2 separate regions of the Homo sapiens genome follow, and region 2 is linked to region 1. A link is a contact called in ENCODE Hi-C data. All regions are on one chromosome and are shown on one strand. Each heading gives the region's core, a stretch centred on a gene start or an enhancer-like site at or near the end of the contact. The rest is flanking DNA. Distances are from core to core; before and after follow the strand shown.

Region 1 (2,700 bases), core at 185-2,684:
GCGGCCGCGATCTCCCCGCCCGCAGCGGCAGCCGTGGGGCCCGGCCCTGCCCTCCCGACCGCCTCCCTCCCCCGTCGCCCCGCGCGCCGCACATCCCTCTCTCGCTCACTGGCTCCAGACTGGTTTTTCTGGTTCAGCCTCCCTCCCTGGGACGCGCTGGGGGATCCGATGACGTCGTTGGCTGAGTCTCTCCCTCTTCCTCCCTCCCTCCCTCCGCCTCTCCCCCCGTCCGCCCTCGCCGCGCACTCCTCCTAGTAACTTCTGTTCGGGGAGGCGCTGCCAGGAATAACCCGGTGCGTCCACAGCCCGGGAGGGGAGGCGGCCGCTGCGGCTCCCGCACGCAGACAGCTGCGGCCCGGGCCTCGCGGCTCCCGCCTGAGCCCGGCGGCCCCTGCCCCGGGCCCATCTCCGTACAGTGTCAGAAAAATAAATAAAGGCAAGAGGAGCCTGGGCTGGCGGTCGGGATCTTTTCCCTCCCTCCGCGCCCGCCCTCCCTCTGTCCTTAAGGAAATGCTACCAGACACCCCCCACCAGACACGCTCAGCCTTGGCGAGGAGCGGCCGCCGCGGCAGCGAGAACAAGGGCACCAGGGGGGTTTCCTCCCCCTCCTCCTCTCCCTCCTCCTCCCCGTCCTCCTTCTCCTCCTCCTCAGCGGTGACTTTCCAGGTGAGCGGCCGCCGCGGCTGCGAGGATCCCCCTCGCCCGCTGGGGCTCGGGCCGCCGCGTCGCGCCCTCCTCCCGCCCCTGTCACCCGGCGGCGGCCGGGAGCTGACAGCCGCCCGAGGGGCTCGCGGCCCGGAGGCGGGCGGCCGGCGGGAGGCGGGCTGGAGGTGAGGGGGTGGAGAGGAGGAGAGCGGGGCGCCGCCGAGCGCCGTCGTTCCCCGCAGGAGGGTCTCCGCACAAACATCTTCGGTGACTGTGGCACAAGTCTTTGCCAAGTTGTGTCTTGGACCTTGACGCTCCACGGAGCCCAGAGCAACTTGGAGGGTCTCCCGGCTCGTTCACAGCGTTCCTCCACGTCTCGCGTCTGGGGTGCTGGGTGCAGCCTCGGGGTGCGCGGAGGGCGGACCGGCCACCGCGAGAGCGGAGCGGCGGGAATCTAGGTCCCTCCTCGGCTCGGTAAGTGGCCTGGACGCTGGGTTTTTCCTGCCTCCTTCGGCGCTGGGAGCTTGTTTCACTTTATATTGGAATCGCCGCCGCCGAACTCCGTCCCCCGCTCCCCGGCGTGTGCCCCCAGCCCCTTCCCGGTGGCCCGAGGGTGAGGGTCGGAGGGGGCGGGGATGGGGGAGACCGCGGGAGGGGTGTCGGGCGCGTGGGGAAATGCGGGGAATACCCTGGCCGCGGATCTATGCAGATGAGGGGAGGCTGCTTTGCGTAATGTCCTGGGGGGAGGGGGCCGCGCGGGAGCGCTGGAGGCAGGAATGTGCCTGCTTACTAATGAGCGACGTGCACCGGCGCGCACGGCCCGGCCACCGCTGCGGCTGCGGCGGCCGGCGGCGGCCCGTTGTCAGGTAGCGGGGGAGGGGGCCGCGGCGCGCGGCGCAGGCGGCCGGGCGGGCTGGCGGCGCGAGGCCCGGGCCGCCGGCCTGCGGCCGAGCGAGCGCAGCGAAGGCGCTGGCTCTGGGCATTTCAGTGACTCCCTTTACCTCCCGGGCAAGGAAGGAAGGAAGGAAGGAGCGAAGGAAGGAAGCGAGGAAGGAGGGGACTGTCTCGATGGAAGGTTCAGGCGGAGGCGCCCTCGCCTTGCGGGTGCACCGGCTGCAGAGCGGCTCTGGCCGCTGCCGGCTGGACCCGGGCGCGTGGAGACGGGTGGGGGCGGTTTGCATGCGTGTTTGTCTGTCCGTCTGGCGGGGGATCGGGAAGGGACATGTGTGTTTGGGCTGTGCACTGTGGGGAACTGGGTCTGCGCCTTTATGTCTGTTCCCTGAAGTGGGTGGAACGTTGGCCCGTTCCGGGAATGTTCCATGACGTGGTGCAGCCACAGGAAGGGGGTTAACGAGGGGCTCTCTGCCGCGGCGGCACTGCCGGCTGCTATCAAAGCAGATGTGCTGCTGCTGCTCCTCCTCCTCTTTCACCTCCTTTCACCCCCACCCCCCGCCTTTCCATTCTGTGCCTCTGGTACTGGTAGGGGTGAGACAGGAAAACATTGCTCTGGGTGTGTGCGTGTGTGTGTGTGTGTGTGGGTGTGTGGGGGAGGGGGTGCTGATGTGCATGTGTGGGGTCTGTCGTATTTGGTGGGGGGGGGGGGTGGACTCCAGATCCGCTCTGCTACCCCAGCTGTTATCACAGATCGGTGCGCTTTATACGCATGTGCCTCCCGCGTTCTGTCCCTCTTACATAACACATCCAGTGCAGCAGAGGACATGAGAAAATGCGACCCCAACCCTCCAAGCCCAAATTGGGTGAGGGGATAGAAGGTCAGGAAGCGTCCCTGGGTGTTGTCCTTCAGGGACTTGGTTCCCAGTGGGGGAAAGGAAGAAGGGAAGGAGGGTTTCTTCAAGTGGCTCCTCTCATCTCTGACTTAAAAGCATCTAACTAAAAAGGACTGCAGGCACTAGTCTTCCCTAACGGGAAAGCTTGTAACTAGCTACACCAAGGGAACGGGGGCACTTTAACCTCGGGAGTGCGGAGAAGAGAGAGGGTCCTTAATCAAGACACTTGGAGGAGAGAAGCAATAATGTGTGGGCGGCGGATGGGGGG
Region 2 (2,700 bases), core at 143-2,642, 2.8 Mb before region 1:
ATTTAATGTGTGATTTGCTGCCGAATCAGCTGTGTTTGGCCAGCCCTTCTGTCTTCACATTTTTCATAGTGTTTATCCTTAAGCTTAGCAACCAACCAAACTTCGAGTGGAATATCAACATTCAAGAGTAAAATGTATTATTAGTTTTCTAATTGTTCCACAAGAGATTGAGTTTGTGTAGTTTACATTTTTGCACTTTCTGTTTTACTTATATCCTCAACGCATGAAATTTTGGCCTGTTCCCCTTTACTATTCACAAACTTCCAAACACTGGTAAAAATGCCTTTGTGTGTCTTTAATTCACGTAACAGATTTGTGTTATGTTAAATGTTAGTGAATATATAAACCTAAGAATACAAGGATAATTTTGTTAAAGAATCAAAAAGTATCAGGACATTCGTTTGTCTTATGGCAGAGACAAATTGAAGTTCCCCACCAAGATATACGTATTTTGGATTTGGGCCAGACAGCTAAAAAACCTGTTTCAACTTAAAACCCAAAAAGGTTTTAAGTTGAAAAAATAATGCTGACTTTTGCTGAAAGTAAATTTTAAACAAAGGTTTTTTTTTTTAATTTACTCCATTAAAAATGCATACATTTGGACAGAGCGAGACTCTGTCTCAAAAAAAAAAAAAAAAGCATACATTTGTAGTCACAGAATTAGTTTTTGTTTTGACCTTGAAAAGGACTTGAAAGTATTTACTCCAAACTTACTTTACACATACTAAAAATATAGTTTTTGAAAAAAGAAAGTTGATGTGGCTTTTCAGACAAGGGAATGGTAGGTAATGTTTTGCATCAGCTCCGGGTCTTGGGTGATCTCCACCAATCAGAGATCCTTCAGAGCTCGTAGGGTCTAGAAAGATCATTATTTTACACCCTCATTTTACAGACAAAGAACCTGAGACCTGCTAGAGTAAGTGACTTGGTTAAGATAGGGAGCGCTCCAGAGACCAGGTCCAAGATCTTCCCCCGTTTCACAATTAGAAGGCGGCTGTCTAGAGGTCATTCCCTTCCTTATGATCCTCATAAAGTTAATTTCCAGTCTCTTGGAGAGAGAACTGGACGATCGCCTGGCTTAGAAGTTTTCCTCCCTCCCCGAACCCCGTTTTCTCTTCCATTTCTTCCGGTCGCGTGTCCCCAGCGCCCACAGGTGGAAATCAACCGCCCGCGGGGTTGCGGGGCACAAAGAGGCAGCTAGCGGCTCCGCTGACCCCTTCCCGCCGGCCTGGACGAAGTCTGGGCTCGGGAGCCGCGTGATGCATCCCAAAGAAGGCGCAGAACAGCACGTGTTCTCCCCGGTGCCCGGGGCTCCCACACCACCGCCCAATCGCTGCGGCCGCCTAGTGCTCGGGCCGCGCCTGCCGGCCGCGGGGACTCCGGGCCCGGGTATTCGCGCCGCCGCCGCCCGCCATGCGCTTCCGCTTTGGGGTGGTGGTGCCACCCGCCGTGGCCGGCGCCCGGCCGGAGCTGCTGGTGGTGGGGTCGCGGCCCGAGCTGGGGCGTTGGGAGCCGCGCGGTGCCGTCCGCCTGAGGCCGGCCGGCACCGCGGCGGGCGACGGGGCCCTGGCCCTGCAGGAGCCGGGCCTGTGGCTCGGGGAGGTGGAGCTGGCGGCCGAGGAGGCGGCGCAGGACGGGGCGGAGCCGGGCCGCGTGGACACGTTCTGGTACAAGTTCCTGAAGCGGGAGCCGGGAGGAGAGCTCTCCTGGGAAGGTATTGCCAGCAGACGCCTGCCCCCGGCGCAGAGCGGGAGCTCCGGCCCGCACCCCCAACCGGGGCCTCGGCCTCGGGCAGGCCCCGCAGGCCCCGGCGGCGCGCGTCCCGGGCTTTTTGCCCGCGTCCCTGCGCACTCCCCGGGCGACCTGGGCTGACCCTGCTCTGCCGGCCACGCTGTCGCCGCCAGCCGCGCCTCCGGCTTCCTACTGATTCCCTAGACCCGTATAGCGCTCCCGGCCGCCTTCCCGCCCACTCTGTTGCCTGCCCCTCTGACCTGGTTTCCGCACATCCAGTCCTCAGCTTCTTTCCAACCGCGCCTGCGTCACGGGCCAGTGCCCTTCGTCTCCCGCCCGGGGCTCCCTTCGCCCTCCGAGTGCCCCTCGACCTCCGAGTCCCCCCCTTCGCGGGTCCCTTGGCTGCCCGGCCGCGCGCCGCTGATGGCTTCAACAGCCCAACTCCGCCTTGGTTGGGTTTTGTGTCCTCATTTTCCTGCTCTAATTCACTAAAAAAAACCCAAAACGATCCAACCAACGAAACTAGCGTTTTCGCTAATCCTAGACAGCAATGTGCTACTTAGATTTTTTTCATAGATATTGAGAATGAACTAATGGAAAAACGTTGAATATTTCCCTTTTTGGATTTTTTTTTCTTTTTTAATCCCAGATATATGACAATTGAGACATGACCTGATTTCTTAAAATACTAAAACAATACATGCTGGTTGTAAAATAATAATAAAGAAATGTACATAGTGAAAACTTACAGTGTTTCCTCCACACATCTTAAGCACACTGCTTGTACACATTTATGTATGTGATATATGCATATACTTTTTTTTTTTACAAAAATTGTATAGTAATTCTGAATTTTTGCTTTTCTTGCCTAACAATATGTTAGGGACATCTTTCACTGTCACTACACGTAGATATGTATTTTACATGTAGATGTATATTTTAAATGGCAACAAATTATTCTGCATCTAC

The links. A loop is a pair of places that touch in the nucleus more often than their neighbours do. Pooled maps may share reads with other maps.
Region 2: a loop to region 1 is called in a pooled map, with 12 times the contacts of the local background. The contact joins the promoter of EPM2A here to the promoter of HIVEP2 in region 1. A Hi-C loop is called at or near these places in 2 of 37 single-sample maps with no recorded cell type and 11 of 50 pooled maps.

Annotation. Positions count from the first base shown.
Region 1 is chr6:142,943,910-142,946,609 of GRCh38, reverse strand. HIVEP2 (HIVEP zinc finger 2) reads left to right here and starts at 1,434. Exons shown (of 10, transcript NM_006734.4): 1 at 1,434-1,511. HIVEP2-DT (HIVEP2 divergent transcript) reads right to left here and starts at 121. Exons shown (of 3, transcript XR_001744397.3): 1 at 1-121. RefSeq lists silencers at 1-154, 205-834, 1,065-1,294, 1,495-1,594, 1,735-1,804.
Region 2 is chr6:145,734,212-145,736,911 of GRCh38, reverse strand. EPM2A (EPM2A glucan phosphatase, laforin) reads left to right here and starts at 1,392. Exons shown (of 4, transcript NM_005670.4): 1 at 1,392-1,714. The coding sequence starts at 1,414. It overlaps EPM2A-DT (EPM2A divergent transcript), which reads right to left and starts at 2,043. Exons shown (of 3, transcript NR_038246.1): 1 at 1,992-2,043. RefSeq lists enhancers at 978-1,027, 1,048-1,097, 1,108-1,167 and a silencer at 1,328-1,917.